Regions from separate parts of the Mus musculus genome. Here region 1 is linked to region 2. A link is a loop called in an ENCODE intact Hi-C map of the cell type or tissue named here. Cell type or tissue: left cerebral cortex. All regions are shown on one strand. Each heading gives the region's core, and the rest is flanking DNA. Links, peaks and the distances in the headings are about the cores only.

What was found. Hi-C counts contacts between places; a loop is a spot of excess contacts. Peaks named below come from ENCODE experiments on the same cell type or tissue, not always from the same donor. Only the 100,000 strongest peaks of a DNase experiment are listed, where the experiment ranks them.
Region 1: it touches region 2 in a loop (4-fold over the local background); 14 of 42 quality-filtered maps call a loop at or near these places.

Annotation. Positions count from the first base shown.
Region 1 is chr15:43,769,027-43,778,841 of GRCm38, forward strand. No RefSeq gene overlaps it. Among named protein-coding and RNA genes, the nearest start is that of Tmem74, 96 kb to the right of the region's middle. In left cerebral cortex, for the core only: a CTCF peak has its summit at 3,935 (motif pointing right); a DNase peak (open chromatin) is centred at 3,949.
Region 2 is chr15:44,418,990-44,428,555 of GRCm38, forward strand. Nudcd1 (NudC domain containing 1) reads right to left here and starts at 9,318. Exons shown (of 10, transcript NM_001113554.1): 1 at 8,673-9,318; 2 at 1,730-1,884. The coding sequence starts at 8,787. Eny2 (ENY2 transcription and export complex 2 subunit) reads left to right here and starts at 9,122. Exons shown (of 5, transcript NM_175009.3): 1 at 9,122-9,253. The coding sequence starts at 9,248. In left cerebral cortex, for the core only: CTCF peaks have their summits at 4,643 and 8,883; DNase peaks (open chromatin) are centred at 4,590, 8,649, 8,991 and 9,388; H3K4me3 peaks cover 1,735 bases; H3K27ac peaks cover 1,268 bases.

The DNA.
Region 1 (9,815 bases), core at 695-8,694, 650 kb before region 2:
TCAGGTCTCTGGAATTTTATAGCTTATCCGGAGGCATCAGAATTAAAATATCTGCAGCTAGCACAAACCACACCCCTGCCACAGCATGAGGCAAATCATCTGCTGCATTGACAATCTGAAATAGCCCATAACCTACACCTGAGATTATGTTATTTTGCATAACATAACTGTTTATTTTTAAAGAAATCAACATTCTACCTACAAAACGGTGAAGGGGAAGACGAAGACACATATCTCTAACCTCGAGGCTATAATTATATACAATCACAGAAAAGTGGCATTTTGTCAGGAATAGTTATTGCTTTGCTCTATATGGATTCTTGGATTTATCTATCTGGGGTGGTGAGGGAATGAAGAAAGGACAAATACAAAGACACGCAGACATAGAAACTGAGATCAAGGTAGACTGGGATTTCTGATGGAGAAGGCACAACATCCTGGAAACTCAACATCTTTATTACATGCAATTGAACACGGAGGTGAGGTTACTGCATACTGATAATCATGGAGGCTGCGTTACTATATATGGCTCAGCAAGGAGGCAGGCTTAGCTAATTTCAGTAGTAATAGTCTCTGTAGGGAACTAGTCTCAGGCCAAAAACATCTGTGAGCAGAAAACTATGGTGGACATTTTCTGCAACCACAATCATCTGCAGAAGGACCAGAGGAATTCTTTGGCATCCCTCTGTACCTTACTTGGGGATGACTTTGATACTCCCATGGCTTTGTCGCATTAGAATACTTGACATGACATACCCATGTAAAACCATAAACATTCACTTAATGCCTATAAGTTTATAACACATTACACTATTACATACTTTTGAGTTCACTTCATACCTGGCATTCAGCCATTTTTCTTTCTCACTCTAGGCCTGTACATGTCCAGTGTCAGCCATCTTCTGTCAAGATAAATAATCACATTAGAACCATGTTGCCTAAACATAAACTGACCAGTATAACCTTCAACAGAAGGTGTCCTCACACCTTCATTTTGAAGGTCATTTGAGTGCCTTTCTCCTGTTTTTATATCTGTTCATACTTTATAAACAAACAATTTTGTATCTGTTGCCATCATACGAATATTATAAATGTTTTAAAGCAACAGGCACATAAGATAAATTTACCTACTAAATTAGGCAAGCCCTAATTTAGAGCTCTGCAAGCAGTGTACTAGCCCATGCTCCTACCTCTTGTGTCCAGCATGCATTTGTCATAAAGAATAAGCTCCGGTAAACATGACTCCGGTAGAAAGCCATCAAATGAAGACAGAAGATTAAAGCATTCACTTCAGAGTTGATTTTTAAGTCTCCTGAGTTACTCAATGTTTTCAGTCACTAGAAGTCTACTATGAGAGAACTCTGGAGCAATGAGGTGAATAAAACAGCATTGCAGTCTCAGCTGCTGCTGATGCAGGTAAGCTACTCAAATTCAATTAATTTTCCCTCAAGAATCAGTTTAAAGCTAGGGATATGGGTCAATTGGTAAAGTGCTTATTTTGAAGGCAAGTGGAGCTCAGTTGAGATTTGAAGTTTGTGAAGGAGTGTGTACCTATAATTCTAGTGCTGGGAGTGGAGAGATGAGGATCCCTGTGGCTTACTACTAGACAGTCAACCAAATTGATGACCCTATCTCAGGAAATAAGGTGAAGAGCAACTGAGAAATACAACAAAGTCATCATGTGGTCTCCATTTGCACATATGTACATATATACTTACACATACATATTCATACACAGACACATACAAATATATCAGACAGACAGACAGACAGACAGACACACGCGTGCATTTTTCTCAATAGAATCAAAGCCCAGATGAATTATAGATTCATGCCAAAATTTCAAAAACTCATAACTGGCCAGACTAGCCAAACTGATGGCTGTTGAGTTCTCAGTTCTAAGTGGAACATCATTATCAGCTCCATACTTGCACATGCTCAAGGATCTGTGATCATCAAGGGAAAGCGGGTACAGATGAGGAACAATGCTGTGAATGCTGTCTCCTGGACATGTCATGGTCATTGCACTCACAAATTCACTGCACCTCTGGCTACTGGCACAAAATCAAGCCAACACTATGCGTCAGCATCCCTCAGGCAGCACGAATTGGATTGAATGGATTATTGAAAAAGGGAAGTATATGAAGGGAAGGAAGGAGAAGAGTTGTTGGAGATGCCCAGGTGGTGCTGGATAGGTGATTGGACAATATGATCAAGATACATTGTATAAAATTGGTCTCAAAGAATGAACTAAAGATGGCTTTTAAAACAGAATTATATACAAAATTGGAAAAGATCACACTTGCCTCCTCTTCCTTGCTTTCTTTGTTCTGGCAGTCTGTCTCTAAGCACTCTCCATTCTTGAGATTGTAGCTTTGTTTTCCTGAATGTCGGGAACACTTTGTTGTAGGGTCTAATCTCCTAAGGGTTTTGTTGAGACTGTCTCCCCCATTTACTCTATAAAACCAAACTCTTTAATTTTATTACCACCTCTAATCAATAATATCGATTTATATATATAAATTTCTCCAAAGAGAATATAAATTTTATGAAAATGAAGACTTTGCATGAAGGGAAATTAGTCTAATCCATCACTTTATTTTGTTGTATTTTTGTACTAAAGGGACATTGGAGTCCCTTCATAATCTTCCTTTCTTTTCATGTCTTATTCCAAGCAATTAGGATCTCATATTACCCCACATTAATTTCCTAGAAATATATAAAAACTAAAGCATGTTAGGTTTTCATGCTATTTCCTCAGTGAAATTATTTTAATATTATTCAGTCAGTTTATAAAAATTTTTAGCTTTATGCATTGGGTGGTGAATCCTAAGAAATATTTTGCCTTAATTCAATGTCAAAAATGTTTTCTACCATGAATAATATCAGATATTTTATGCTTTCAGAAGCTACAATCAGGCCCAAGATTAATTTTGACACTCAGGCCTAGCATTGCTTTGGCATTTGTCTTACTTTGCTGTGAAGAGACACCATGACCAAAGCACCTTTTATAAGGCAAACATTTAATTGGAGTTGGCTTAGTTTCAGACATTCAGTCCAGTAGCACCAAGGAGGTAAGAATGGCAGGATGTAGGCAGACATGGTACAGGAGTAGTAGCTGAGAGATCTATATCTGAATCCACAGGCAGGAGCATGAGTCTGTCTTTTTCAGGCAGCCAGGAGAAGGCTCTGTCTGAATTGACAAAGCTTGAGCATAGGCCCTCAAAGCCTGCCTACACAGTGACCCCTCCTCCAACAAGGCCACACCTCCTAATAGTGCTGCTTCCTATAGGCCAAGCATATTCACACTACCACAGCATTACAATATACCTTTGTTATATGAATAATTGCAGTCTCCTTGTTTCAAGATCATATATGCAATATACTTTTGTATTTCTGTCTATAACATCTACAGGATCTTGAGGTACCTGGGACATAGGATGGATGATGTTGAGGATGATGATGATGGTGATATGGTGGTGATTGTGGTGGTGGTGATGGTGGTGGTGGTGGTGGTGGTGTGGGTTGGGGGTGGTAGAGGTGATGGGAGTTTATATTCCTCCCCCAAACATTTGCTTCCATTGCGTTGTGTTTTTCTGTGCAATATCTATGCCTTGTCTACTCCTGATGATTATGTTCTTGGTTTATCTGCATGTGAATCACTATTCACCTTCATACCACTGCCATGGCCAAGGCCTTGATTAGAATGGGTTATGACATTTGAATTGTGGAGGACCCCATGTAAGTTCTCATGTTACTATGCTTTCACATGATGAGATCAGGTCATCTGTGCTCGTAGGTATTCTTATCTAAAACTAGATCTACCTATCTCATAGTGCTAAGTCTACGCTAACAAAGGTGAAAGTACAGTGGCCTAGGACAGAGAACTGACACATTGTGATCAGAGCTGTTGGGTCTGTGGTGCAGTAAGTTAATTTAACCCCTAGAGGGTGCTATGAGCGAGTAAGAATCCAAGGAGCTGATGAAATATATGGTGTTTTTCTCTTGGATTCTGTTTTTAGCAAAACTGATTATGGGGTGGTTTAAATTGCACAGATTCATTGCCATGTGACATTATGTATGCATTCATTAAATTGTGAAGCAGAACATTAATTTAGGTTCAGTCTGGGTTAACAATAATTTGAATTATTTCACAAAATGTTCTTAATGTCCTTGGCAATATTGGAAAATTAAAATAATTTCACATACCACAGTAACCTTCAGTGACTGACCAAATTTGTAAAGCCCATAACTTATGATATTTATATATCATATATATGAATATGAATTTGATTACCCTAAAATAGGCAAGGCAGCAATCACTTTGGATCTTACAAACCATAACCTTTCAGAGAAATTAATTCTTCCTGGGACAAAGATTGCTGAAGCAATAAACTATAAATGGCTTTTACGGAAGCAAATCCAAGCAGAAGAGAGTTACAATTAACATCAGAACTCCAGATAAATCAGAGCAGCCCTGATTTCATTTTCAGCTTATTGAAAATATGCAATAAGAAAGATGTAACACTCAACATAAAATCTAAGATCTAAGATTAATGGGTAATGGGGAGGGATATAAAAGGACAATGATATGAAATTTATTCTTTACATAGTCTCCAAAATGGTTTTCCTGAAAAAATTACTGAATTTGATTTTTAAAAAGCAATTGTATATGATCTATTTTCTAAGTGAAGGGAATGATTTTGTGTTTCATTGTGAACGTATCTTACAAAGCATTTGATACCTTTAATAAGTTCTCATTAGCATAATGAGGTGTTGTCCTGAGTTTGAGCTTCATAGCAGTGCTCACCCTTTCCCTAACATGTCGGTGTAGAAAGTGAATTTGTTTGGAGACTGTGTTCACTGGACATTCCCTTCTCTCCATTCTTGACTTCAGTCAACCCTCCCTGTAGGCTTTAGGGAGAGTATGAATATCCTCTTCTCTTCTTTGGGAAAACTCAACTATTCTATGGACTGCCCTTGTGTGCCATGGTTTCCTTTTCAGTAACTCAGCACACACAGTCTGTTTTAGTTATTAATAGAGTCTAGACTTCATGTGTGAACACTGCCTAAACTTTACTTTCTCTGGTGTCCTGAGAACCTATTTGGGTGTTGCATAACTATTATGAGTGAAATCCGATTTTTGATGGCAAGGGAGTCAGTGGTGCTTTGTACCATATACCTTCTTCACTATGGAAGATGAGGATGCTAACACTAATGATGCTGATTGAAGTGTATAGGTGACTCCATTAACAAAATTAAGACATTAATATATCATTTCCTCTCTTTCCAGAAATGTTACTTATTTTTATGGTCCATTAAAATCTGTGTATAAATTTTTAGGAAAATGAAGGACATGTTTAAGTTACTTATGTTTACATAGACTCATTTAGTCTATTGCTATGAAAGGATGTCATGACTGGGGCAACTTATGCAAGAGAACATTTAACTGGGCACTTGGTTATACCTTCAGAGAATTAGCCTATTATCATCATGTCAGGGAACATGGTACTGGCAGATAGGCATGGTGATGAACAAGTAACTGAGAGTTAGATCTGATTCTCCAGTAACAGCTGCAAGAGAGGGAGAGAGAGAGAGAGAGAAAGAGAGAGAGAGAGAGAGAGAGAGAGAGAGAGAGAGAGACAGAGACAGAGAGACAGAGAGACAGAGACAGAGAGAGAGAGATGGAGAGAGACAGAGACATAGAGAGACACAGAGACAAAGACAGACAAACAAGGCCTCACCTCCTAAACCTTCCCAAACAGTTCCATTAACTTTGTACCAAGCATTCAAATGTATGAGCATATAGAGCCATTTTCATTCTAACCACCACATGGAATAAAACTCTTTTTTGGGACTGGCTGTGGATGTGATGTTGTTCATTCTCACAAAAAGTTCATGTGTTAGGAAGTCAGTTCACAGATTGGCAGTAAGGGGAGGTAAGGTGGCCTTTGAGAGGTCACTATTACTCTAATAGTAAGGTTTTGTAGCTGGTGTATGCCCTCAAAAGGCATGGAAGCCTAATCAGTTATTTCTAAGGGATTAATTACTCTGAAAGCATGACCCTGGCTCCACTCTGTCTTTTTTTGCTTTCTATATAAAGGTTCAACTTTTCATCCTGACCTCTGTCATATAGGGCCCTAGACATAGTCCATGCTTTGCCTTTTGGGTAATCATCTTCAAAGCAGTGAGCTAAATATGCTACTTCATATGTACCTTGTTGACAATATTTTTATATACATGTATGAATATACATATATGTATATGTGTATATGAAGAGGTTCACATACATATGAAGAAATATCAGACCATGTCATTCACTTACTAATTCTCTCCGATGACTTCTGGGTTCAGTAAGAATGAGCTAGATTCTTTCTTTAACTCTACCCTCCTAGACCTAATAATGCTAATTTTCGCCAGTCTATTCCATTTAGAAGCTAGCCTATCTTTTCTTCTCTCATTCTGACTTCCAGCTGTTGAAGAGGTTTCTCTCCTAGAACATTCTTCCCTTAAGTATCCAAGAGACGCATTTCTTCTCATTGTTTGGAACTCAAGGCTATTACTTAGCCTTCTGGGACTGACTCATCTCCAAAGCTCCTCAGCTTCCAATTACATTTGCTGCTGTGTCTGTTACAGTGCTTTGTACCAAGTGCCCTCTAACACTATGTAGTGCACTGTGTAAGAACAGATGGCCTGTGTATCTATGCCTCCCAGCATTCCTAAAGACAAACAAGAGCCTGGGCACTCATTGATCAAACAATTAATATATGTACCAAAAGATAATATTTCTTAGGCTTTTCCTTTAGTATTCTCTCAAAATGTTTCTTGAGAAAGCTGAGGTTAATACAGAAATCACCTAAGTTATTTTAAACATGTTCTAAGTTAATAAGTAGAGCCTGTATGTTGGCAAATGAATGTTGAACATCTTTTCCCTAAGATGGTCAAGGGTAGGTGTTGCAAATTTACTGGAATCAAGTAGACATGGAGAAGATCATCTAGAGGCCCATTGGACACGCAAACTGTATATGCCCCAGTACAGGGGAACGCCAGGGCCAAAAAAATGGGAATTGGTGGGTAGGGAAGTGGGGGGAGGGTATGGGGAACTTTTGGGATAGCATTGGAAATGTAATTGAGGAAAATATGTAATAAAAATATTAAAAAAATAAAATTTAATTTAAAAAAAGGAACCATACCGCAAACCCACAACCAACATCATACTAAGACAGAAAAACTTGAAACATTTCTACTCAAATTATAAATAAGCCAGTGACATCCACTCTCTCTACTTCTGTTCAATATAGTGTTTGAGGTATTAGCCAGGGCAATGAGACAAAAACAAAGAAGATAAATGGGATACAACTAGGAAATGGAGAAGCCAAAATATCCTTATTTATAGTTGATACGATTTTATATGTACAAGAACCTAAGGATTTTACCAGGAAGCTTCTAAAGCTGATAAAAACATTAAGTAGGGCAGTGGAATATACAGCTAACACACACACACACACACATACACACACACACACGCATTCATACACAATCAATAACCTTTCTGAACATAAAAAAAGAAACACATGCTATGAAAGAGATTAGGGAGATAATATCATTCATAATAGCTTCAAATTAATCTTGTAATAAATCTAACAAACAAAAGGAAAGACTTATGTGATGAAAACATTAAGATACTGAATAAAGAAACTGTAGAAGCTGTAAAGAACTCCCATGATCATGAATTTGTTCAAATGATATTGTGAAAATGGTCTTCTAGTAGACAATCTATATATTTAATGCATTTCACATCAAAATTTGAATGCAGTTCTTCACAAAGGTTAAAAAAAAAATCTTAGCCAGGCGTGGTGACACACGCCTTTAATCCCAGCACTCGGGAGGCAGAGGCAGGCAGATTTCTGAGTTTGAGGCCAGCCTGGTCTACAGAGTGAGTTCCAGGACAGCCAGGGCTATACAGAGAAACCCTGTCTTGAAAAACAAACAAACAAACAAAAAACAAAAAAATCAAAAAAAAATCTTAAATTTAATATTGAAATACAAATGATCCAAGAGAGATAAAATAATCAGCAACAATGAAAACATAGGGCATTACCACCCCTGATTTTAAGATTTATGATACAGCTATAGTAATAAAAACATAGTGGTATTGGTATCAAAATATTCTCATTAACCAATGGCATGGAATTGAAGATTCATATTTAAGCTCACGTTGCCACAATCACATTTTTTTTTTATAAAAAGATCAAATTATTCACTGGAGAAAGGACAGAATCTTTAACAAGTGATTTTTGCCAAACTGGATAGTTACATGTAGAAGTATGAAACTAGATTATATTATACCTCACACTTCACAAAACTCAAGTCCAAGTGCATTCAAAGACCTACATGCAATACCTGATACCACAAACCTGTGAGAGAAAAAGGCATGGAATGACTATTTATAGGCACAGCAAACAATATTAGTCCAACAGTTTATTCATGAAACCTTATTAAAGTAAACAGCTTCTGTATAACAAAGGATACTATCCTTCTAACAAAAAGGCAGTCTATAGAATGGGAATAAAATCTTTACCTGCTATACATCTTATAGAAGTTCAGCATCTAGAACATGCAAAGAATTAAAAAATAAAACCAAAGCAAAACAAAACAAACCTAAACACTGAGAAAACAAATAACCTAAGTAAAACTTGGGGTATAGAACTAAACAGTTCTCAAAAGAAGACGTGCAAATGGCTGAGGAATATAATTTAAACAAATTCAACATCCTTAGTCATTAGAAAAATACAAATTAAAGCTACATTGAGAGTTCATCATATCCCATTCAAAATGGCTAGGATCTTTTTTAATGACAGTAAATGTTGACAGGGATGTGGGGAACGAGAAACACTTGTTTCTGGTGGGTGTGCAGAACTGGTGCAGAACTGGTGCACCCATTATGGAAGCCATTGTGACAAGTTCTCAAAAAATGAAGAATATATCTACTACAAGAAACAGCTATCCACTTCTGGGCATATTTCCAAAGGATTTTACACATATTTACTCATCTGTGTTTATTGTTCCTTTATTTATAATAACCAGGAAATGGAAAATGCTTATATATCCATCAACACTCATCAGAAAAGCTTCATTTTGTAATAGATGATGATTAATACAAAGACCCACAACTGATCAAATGCAGATAACATTTAAGATAAATGGGACAGTCAACTATGTCACACCCTATTCCCTAAGATGCAGAGATCAGCACAAAAAAAGGGATCAGGAATATTGTAAGAGTCTGAAGTGAGATAGTATTTGCTAGACCTGACAGGGCCATTGCACACATAAAATCACAACAGCTATGTGAATGTAGCACAAGTTCTGTAACTAGATCAAGCCATTGCCACCTTCTTGCATGGTTTGCAGGGAGTTGGCCTAACATAGTGAGGGAATGAAAAATAGACAAACATGAATGGACAGAAATAGCTCAATTTGGGTGCATTGAGCTCACTAGTGGAGAAACAAGAGCATCCTGGAAGTTCAGTGTTAGTCCCTCAGATGAAGGAAGTAAGACCACTGACCCAAACTGGCCAAACTAAAGCAAGCTGTACTCATGTACACAGGAGCCTGTCAGCTGGGGCTATCTTCCACTAAGTTGGGGTTCAAAAAACCAGCCTCAAGTCAAGTTTTATGTTCTTTTAATAGGGGAAAAACATGAGAATTTTACAGACATTGTTACAGAAGCAAAATAAGGCAGTTAAGAAAGTCCCTCCTTGAACAATGTGTACGGAATATTTCTAGGAAAATGGAGCTGGTGGCCTGGGCTG
Region 2 (9,566 bases), core at 1,567-9,566:
TCCTGCTTCCTGGCCCTGGCATTCCCCTATACTGGCATAGAATATTCCCAAAACCAAGGGCCTCTCCTCCCATTGATGGCTGACTAGGCCATCCTCTGTTACATATGCAGCTAGAGACACAAGTCCCTTTATGTGTTTTCTTTGATTGCTGGTTTAGTCCCAAGGAGCTCTGGAGATACTGGTTAGTTCATATTGTTGTTCCTCCTATAGAGCTGCAGACCCCTTTAGCTCCTTGGGTACTTTCTCTAGCTCCTTCATTGGGGACCCTGTGCTCCATCCAATAGCTGACTGTGAGGATCCACTTCTGTATTTGCCAGGCACTGGCATAGCCTCACAGGAGATAGCTATATCAGGGTCCTATCAGCAAAATCTTGTTGGCATAAGCAATAGTGTCTGGGCTTGGTGGTTGTTTATGGGATGGATCCTGGGTGGGGCAGTCTCTGGATGGTCCTTCAGAGCTGAGACTGAAGGATGGGTCTCTTTTCATTTCTAATTTTGTTAATTTAGATAAATTAATATACAACATATTCAAAATTATGGAACCCAACAAAGGCAGTTCGAAGAGCCAAATTCTTAGAACTAAGTGCCAACATTACAAAAAAAAATTAGAAAAATCTCATACTAGAAACTAACACACCTAAAAGCTCTATAACAACAAAAAGAAATCACACACAAAAGGAGTAAACAGCAGGAAATAATCAATTACAGAATTCATTATCAATAATTGATTACTGAAATCAGTAAAAGAGAAATAAATTCAACAAGCAAAACAAAACAACAAAAACAATACCAAGAGTCAATAAAACAAAGAGTTGTTTTTTGGGAAAAATCAGTAAGAGACAAACCATTATCCAAATTAACTACTAGCTATTTATGAGACACACTTTAACCCTTTTAAGGTAAAAAATTTTGATACATTCAAAGAAAAAGACAGCACTTTGTATGTGCACTTGCATGTATAAGCACATTTGCTTGTATGTACATGGAGGCTAGAGGTAAACCTCTGGTGGTGTTTTTCTGACACTGTACACTACTGCAAGTGCAGGGAAGTGCATATCTCTGCCTTGTCAGGACTGAGATTATAAGGGAGTGCTACCACACCAGGGCTTGCAATATAGATGCTAGATACAGAACTCAGATCCTCATGAGGTTTTAGCACAGATTTTCAAAGAAGTAATACCAATACTCCTCAAATTATTACACAATATAGAAATAAAAGGAATATTACTGATTGAGATTTCTCCCTAGCCAGAATATTAGTTTTTAAGTCTCTATTAATATAAGACTATATATATATACATATATTACAATATAATTAATTTAAGGACTCTATTATTATAAGACAAATAAGATTTGAAGGCAAATTTTTTCCCAAGACCTACAGGAAAAAAAGGAGTATTTTATAATGCAACAGGGATCAACCCAAACAACCAAACCTAATTTAAATTACCTAATGTAAACACTAAATGAAATGGAAAAGAAGTAATCCATTATTATATTGAGGCTATACCACACAGGTGGAAATGGATGGGCACAGGGGATTATAAAAATCAAGAAGAGGAAAAGCTATAACTGAGGTAAGCAGAAGGGGAGGAGCCTTACAGTTTGATGACAGATTTCCACATTCCAAAGGTATGTGCACCTTGACTGTCTGGACATCAGATTCAGAGATTAAACAGTAAGGAAAACAGGATGACATCTGTCTTTTTCCTCTGCATGTGTTTCTTACCAGCATCACTGTTAAGTTCATAATTCTTCCAAGGTTATCAATGTAGTAGACACTGTCTTGATACCAGGCATCACAGTGCAGATAATTATACATCCCAAAAGCATGCATGTGTTCTAATGTATACTGGTCATCTCGAAGTTTTACTTCTGCCACAGCTGAAAAACACATATATACAAATATATATTTACATATATCTGTATGCATAAATATAAACATAATCATTAAAACTTGCATCTCAGATCATTCCTTTCTGCAGAATGCCTACAGGGTACAGAAACAGTTAATGCCAGCTACAGAGGCTACAACAGGCAGGTCTTTCGTAGCACAATCCTTTTCTTTTATGTACCTCTACAATTTTGAAGTACAATAGTCAACATTTTATGGGCAAACAAACAAGTGTCCATTGATAAAGCATTTTTATGCTTTTTAAAACATTCATCTTTATCACACACAAAGAAAGTGACAATGTCTTTATTACATGATTATAAAGTTAGAAAATTGTGTGTAAACACAAATAGTGACTTCAGCATCATATTCCATCTTTCCCAATTATATGGAATAAAACAATATCATAGTTAGGACATACATAAACTTTTCTATGTACAGAGTAGCACTCTCTCAACTAAAACACTAGCTGTTCTCCTAATTCTGAATTAAAAAAATATGGTCTCTCCCTCACACTCCTGCCTATCAGTGCAGTTCCAAATTCTTGCAGCTCGGGACTGCTCATGTTGTACAATTAATTAATGTTGTAACAAGAAATATTAAGTGTCACTGAGCCTACATGTTACCTTACTATAAAACTCACTTTAACTCTATTCTCCCTGCAACAATTTTCTTTTTTACCCATTGCTTTCGTTTGCTTTCTGCTGCTGTGCTAAACACCATAACCAGAAGCAACCTCAGAGAGGGAGGGTAACTCCAGCATCCAGGTCACAGTTCATCACCGATGATAGTCAGGACAGGAACTCAAGCAGAAACTGACGTAGAAACTATGGAGGAATGGCTTGCTTCCTCTGACCTGTGCTCCATCAGCTTTTGTATACATATACCATTAAACATCTGCCCAGCAGTGGCTCTGTTCATGGTGGGCTGGGTCTTCCCATATCAATCAACAATAAAGACAATTCTTCACATACAGAGATGCAGGTCAATATGAAATGGGCAACACTTCAATTGACATGCCCTCTTCTGGATAACTCTCAATTAGGTCAAGTTGACAATAAAACCCACAAAGGACATCATACCATTGCTATTTTCTTTTTCATTTTTATTGTGTACTTGTGTTTGTGTACATGAATGTATGGGTACCACTAGCATGTCTGGTGCCTGTGGTGAGAAAAGCATCTGATCCTTTAGACTATGGGTACAGATGCTCATAGGCCACCATTCAGGTTCCTGGCACTGAACCCTCTGCAAGAGCAACACATGTTCTTATCTGCTGAGCTGTTTCTCCAGCCCCACTTTTCCTATTTTCAATGCCTGCCCTGAGTCCTGGCTTACATATTTATTCACTCATTTATTTAGCAAGTCTTTTAATCAGCACCACTCATACCAGTGATACACAAAGGGAACATACTCTATCTACCTTTTCAGAACTTAGGATCTTGTAAGAAAAAGGATAATGGGCCAGGTGTGATGGTGCACACCTTTAATCTCAGCACCCAGGAGGCAGAGGCACATGGAGCTCTGTGAATTAGAGGCCAGCAAGTTCTGTCTCAAGATAATAAATAGATAACCACACCTCTCAAGCAAAGCGAAGGGGACTAACCCAGCAATCACACCGTAAAATAAATTTTACATAATTAAATCTTATATTAAAAAATACAATTTCCACAAGGATATATAGAAGAGAACTGACCTACTCAGGAGATTAACAAAAGCTTTCCAGGACAGAGCCAAGAAGAAAAAATTAATTGAAGAAATACAACTTTACATAATACCCTTTCTAAGCAAAAAAAAAAAAAAAAAAAAAAAAAAAAAAAAAAAAAAAAACAGGAAAAAAGTGGAAATAAAAAGATACGCATTCGATTAAAAGTCCTAGTTTTCTTTCCTATTGCTGTGATAAAACTCTGATAAAAGCCACTTAGGGAAGAAAGGGTATTTATTTATGTCTCAATTCCAGGTTACCACCCATCATTGCTAGGGAAGTCAATTCAGAAACATGAAGCCACTATTCACATCCATGGTCAGGAACACAGAGAATGAATACACATTTGGTGCTCTATCCCTGTCACTCAAACCAGGGCTCAACCCATTAAATGATGCTACCACAGTCAAGGTATGCTTTCCTATCAAAATGACCTGAGCTACAATAAATAAATACATAAACAAAAAGTCTCACACCCACACCCACAGGGCAAATTAAGCAATTTACTCCTGTCACTTCCTCCTCAGGTGATTCCAGGCTGTGTCAAATGAGAATTAGAACTAACCATTACTAGTTTGCAAAGTATAAAAACTACATACCAAGAACAGCTGCAAACAAATGCAGCTGAAGAATGAGCACAGAAATTGATTATAAGACACTTTATCTTCATTTCTTCCTTTATAAAGGAAGTAAGCACGAATTCATTGGTTTCTAAACAGGAGAGTAAGATTCACACTTGAGTCCTGAGAGAGTATGTAAAAAACAATGATTTGGAAAACTGATTGCAGCAGAAAAGGGGCAAAACCATTAAGAAGCCATTGAGGTCACTCAAATGAGAGGAGCTGAGGTCAGCCAAATGAGAGGTGGCTGAAGCCTGGAAACATTTCAGACGTCACAAGCAAAATCCTAAGATTATAAGAACGCTGATTGGGGACTATGGAAACATCTCCTTCAGTTCAAGGAAGTATTTATTTTATAAGGGATGGTTAAAAATATATACTTCACTAAATAAGAGAGAAACTGTAACCAATTGCTGGCTTTCTAGCACCACTGTGTGGATGAAATGTACTAATGCAGGAAGCATATCAGACTGTAATGGCTCAAAGCAGTAGTGATTTTAAGCAATAATAAGCCAAGCATGGTTTTTGTCATCTTTGGATAAAGAACCCTAGGTAGCGCAAAACAAATCAGAAGTTTCTTAACCGTTTCCCTATTAGAACATCACCCCTTTAAAAAGTAAAAAATAAATCAAGAAAGATATAAGATGATGAAAACACCGTCCATGATCATGGGCTGGATGGATTAATATTGTAAGAATGGATATATTACCAAAATTATTCTATTGATTCACTGCAATCCTCTTCAAGATTTCCATGGCAATCTTCATAGAAGTAGAAGAACCCAAAAATTCACATGGATATGCATAAGACTACAAATAATCAAAACAATTCTAAGCAGCAATATTACTGCAGGTATCAAATACCTGACCTTATTCTAGAAATATAAGAATAGAGACAGCATGACATCAGCATGAAGGCAGACACTGAGAACACGTGAGAGACCAAAAAAAATCATTCCATACAGCTATGACTGCCTAATTTTTCACACAGGTGTCAAAGACATAACTGGAAAAAACACAGCTTATTTAATAAATGCTAATGGCACACTTGTTACCTACTTGAAGAATGAAATAAAACCTGTTTTGTTTTGTTTTGGGAGTGTGTGTTGTGTACTGTGTATTCAGAAGCTGATTTCTGTGTCCAGGAATCTAGATACAGTCCAGATGCTGGCACTGTCATGATTATTGAACCATCTCCTCTATCTATCCTTTATAAAGAATGTTCTCCAATTATCTCTGATTAGTTAATAAGGAGCTGATTAGCCTATGGCTGGGCAGAGAAGGCAGGACTTCTGATTCCAGGGAGACAGTCCCGAAGGAGGTGTGTCTGGGGAGAATGAGAAAGAATTGGTCCTGAGCAAAGGATCGGAGAGGAGTCAGGATGAGCAGGTCACCAAGGGATTCACCATGAGGGTGCACATGGAACAGAGCAAGCCAGGGAAACTCAGACTGCAAGTAACATGGGACCTATCTATGGCTTAGAAAGTTAGAATAGACAAACATCTGCCCAGTCATTGTGTTTAAAGCTTGTTAATAAACTTAATAGGACTTTGAGTCAATTATTTGGGAGCTAGAATGGGAACAGATAAGGCTTTCCCTCCTAAATTATTGACTATATTCACTCTACATAAAAATTATTTCAAACTCTATCAAAATCTGAAATACTGAGATGGCTACAAGAGATTAAAGGGAATACATTTCAAGATATAGGCACAGAAAGAAAAAAAAAAACTTTTGAACAATACTTTATCAGCACAGGAAATAACCACAGGAAATAATAAACGAGATGATATAAAATTAAAATGTTTTCTCAACAGCAAAGAAACTATTAACAGAGTGAAAGGCAGACTACAGAATGAAAGTCTTTAGCTCTATACTCAGACAAAAAGTTAATAGCTAACTATACATAACAACGACAACAAACTAAAAAACTAAAACACACATCACTACACATCAAAGTGTTTCACATCCTTAGCAATCAGGAAAAAAGCAAATTAAACCTACTTTGAGATTCAGTGTCATCCATAAGAAATGAGAGGATAGCGCACACCGATGATCCCGTTTTATGGCTAGTGGAAATTTAAACTACTTATAGCCATTATGGAGATCTATATGGAGGTTTCTCCAAAGCTTATGACCCTACAGCTATACTTTTGGGCATATACTCAAAGAATTCTCTATCCTACCACTGAGATCCCTGCACACTCACATTCATTACTGCTCTCTTCCCAAAAGCTAGGAAACAGAATCAATCTAGATGTTTATCAATAGATGACTGAATAAAGGAAAGCTACACAGATGCACGTATATGAAATGCATTATATTCAGCTGTAAAGAAAATGAGATTTGCAGAAAAATGGACAGCTCTAATCTTGGTTGTCAACTTCATAGGATCCCAAATCATCTTTTTTTTTTTAAGATTTATTTATTTATTATATGTAAGTCACTGTAGCTGTCTTCCGACACTCCAGAAGAGGGAGTCAGATCTCATTAGGGATAGTTGTAAGCCACCATGTGGTTGCTGGGATTTGAACTCAAGAGCAGGTAAGAGCAAGGTAAGAGCAGTCGGGTGCTCTTACCTGCTGAGCCATCTAACCAGCTCCATCCCAAATCATCTTATAGATAAGCCTCTGGGCAAACCTATGAGAGATTACCTAGATCTTAATGGGGGCAGCACTACTGAATAAAGAGAAATCAGGTTGAGAGTAAGCATTCTCATTTCCTGACTGTGGGTGCCAGCAGAGAGAGTTACACAAGGGCACAAGGAAACTTGGGCATTATACCTGTTTAGTACCTTGATTTCACATTAACAGAGAGTAATATAATTTCCTAGACTTTCACTGTCCCAACTTTTAGCGCTCTAGATCTCCACCCTCTGCTAGGGTCTTCCAACAGCAATTCTTCACTTGATTATTTAATTTGCTTTGCCCAATGGAACAAGTGGAAATGTGTCGACAGCCACTGGAACAGCATGTACACCGTGACTTAACTTCCGCAAACAGCCTGTGCTAGCCTGTTGAAAGGTGACCAGCCATATGGAAGACTCAAGTCAAGATCATCTGGCAAGTGATCTAGACAAATCAAGCTGACTAGAACTGCCTCTGCCAACTCGTAACTGAATGAGCAGTGAGGAGAACCTGCTGGCTTGAGCCATTAGGTTTTGTTCCTTCGAATTTTGTTTCCAATCAATTGGCTAACTAAACATGGCCGGATCATTTATTGACACAGAAAGAAAAGCAACAAAAAACGTCCAAGAGAAAGAACAAAAAGAAGGAAGCACCTCTCCTCTTATACCAGCCAACAGCTACCTGTTTTCCTTCACAACTCAAGTCCCTCATCAACTCCTACCGGAAGTTTTCCCAGGTCTCCAAACAAGTTGAGAAAACATACTCAGTTAGACCATTACATTTGCTCACGTTCCTCTCACTACTTGCCCATACTGTAATTAGATGTTTATTAGTGAATGGATTATGATTTATTAGGTACTCATGATTATACCAATCACGTAATCATCTCGATGAATCACAAAACAGGCCCACAACAATTACTTTTACACTTAAGAAACTTTAAAAACAAACAAACAAACAAACAAACAAAAAACCCAAGCATTTGTTGGTCTACTTGTTTATGTCTTTAATCCCAGCACAGAGGCAGCTGGTTATCTGTGAGTTCTGGGCCAGCCTGGGCTACAAAGCAAGTGCCAGGACAGTCAAGAATAGACTCCCTACAATCTAGATACAATCTAGAGAAAAGATACATAGATACATACATAAGTAACGCTTGATACTCAAACGTCGACTAACACCTCTAGATCACTATTTCTCAAAGTACAACCTATGGAAAACTTGTATCAAAATAAGAATCTGCAGAGACATGTATTTAAAAACACAAATCCCTGGACACTTTCCCTAACAAAACTACAATTCCTATGGTTGTAAAAAGGAGAATAGCCTCTAGGAAGTTACAGATAAATAAGTAGTAGCAGCAAGCAACAGTAAGCGCACTAAATCACTTGCCCTCAATAAATTGTAGCATGATCCAGGACCCGAGTATTTGAAACTGCTAACTGAATGTGGAAATTTTTCTCTCCCAAGAAATGATTCTGCGTCAGAAGGAAAAAGGGAGTTGGGGACTTTCCAAGGAGGTGTGGCTTCTCAGCGAACACGTTTACTAAAGGTAAGGTTTGGGAAGGAAGGACAACTTGAACCTTCAGAGCAGGAGCCAGAGATGTATGGGCGGAGAACATCCGAGCCTGAGCTGCGGACGCCTAGGCCAGCCCACAGTGCCGCGGCTAAGGCGCGGAAGGAAAGGGGGCATCCTCGGGTCCCCGCGTGGACGGCCGCTCTAGGTGCAGACCGGCAGGAGGTGGCTGGCTAGCCGGAGTGACAGAGGGTTGCGCCAATGGCAGCCTCAACAAGAAGGAACCGGGTGCGAGAGGGTGCCGCCGATCCCACCTGCATCAAGCTCCAGCTGGTAGCAGGGCAGCGGTTCGAGAGACAGCTTGTAGCCCTCGAAGCGGGGATCCAGCAGAGGTCTTTTCACCCGCAGAGAGCAATTGGCCGCCTCCATCGCGTTCCCCCGATCCCAGCAAGAGAATCAATAAAGCTCTTGTTGAAAGGTCCGCGCTTCACTCCTGGAACTGAGGCTGGGAAACGGCGTGGTTCCCATCCCAGACGACTCTGCGGCGCCACGTCTCTTCTGGGAAGTGTAGTGTCCATGAGAAATTTGGTTCTGTTGCAATGCTGGGAAATGTAGTTTTTTGATCCCTGAACCCACGTCAGCTAACAGACTCTGGACTTCCTTACCCAGAGGGCCGAGCGACCAGAAGGCGGCCCGCGCTAGTTGAATTCTCACATTATAGGCAGGGTGGCCAGATCCCGCCCCGGAAATGCGTGGTCTAGCTTTCTGTGTGCTTAGGTGCCCGAGCTACTGAGGGTCTAAGTCCGGGCAGCCGAAGAGTGTGGTAGGTAACGGTCGTCAGCGCAAGGGTCATTTCGTCGCTGGGAAGGGACGGCCCTCGCCCGCGGTGATGGTGGTGAGCTATGCCCGTGGTCCTCAGGGCCGGGACCCGGGCCCAGCCCAGGCTCCTTTCGATGTGCTGTCTTTCGTTAGCTTCCCCGACCCGCGCTCGCTCGCTCGCTCGCTCGCGGGCCTGTAGGGCTCTCCGACAGGGCGTGCTGCTGGAGTTGGCCGGGAGCCAGTCCCCGCTTTGTTTTCTGGCTCCTCCCCTCCCGCCTCTCCAGCTGTCTGCGCCGTGTTGCATTTTCCTAAAGAATGTCAGAACCGGGAGGGAGTCCCTAGCGCCCTGGTTTTACCAGTGAGAAAACTGAGGCCTTTAGGCATTAAGT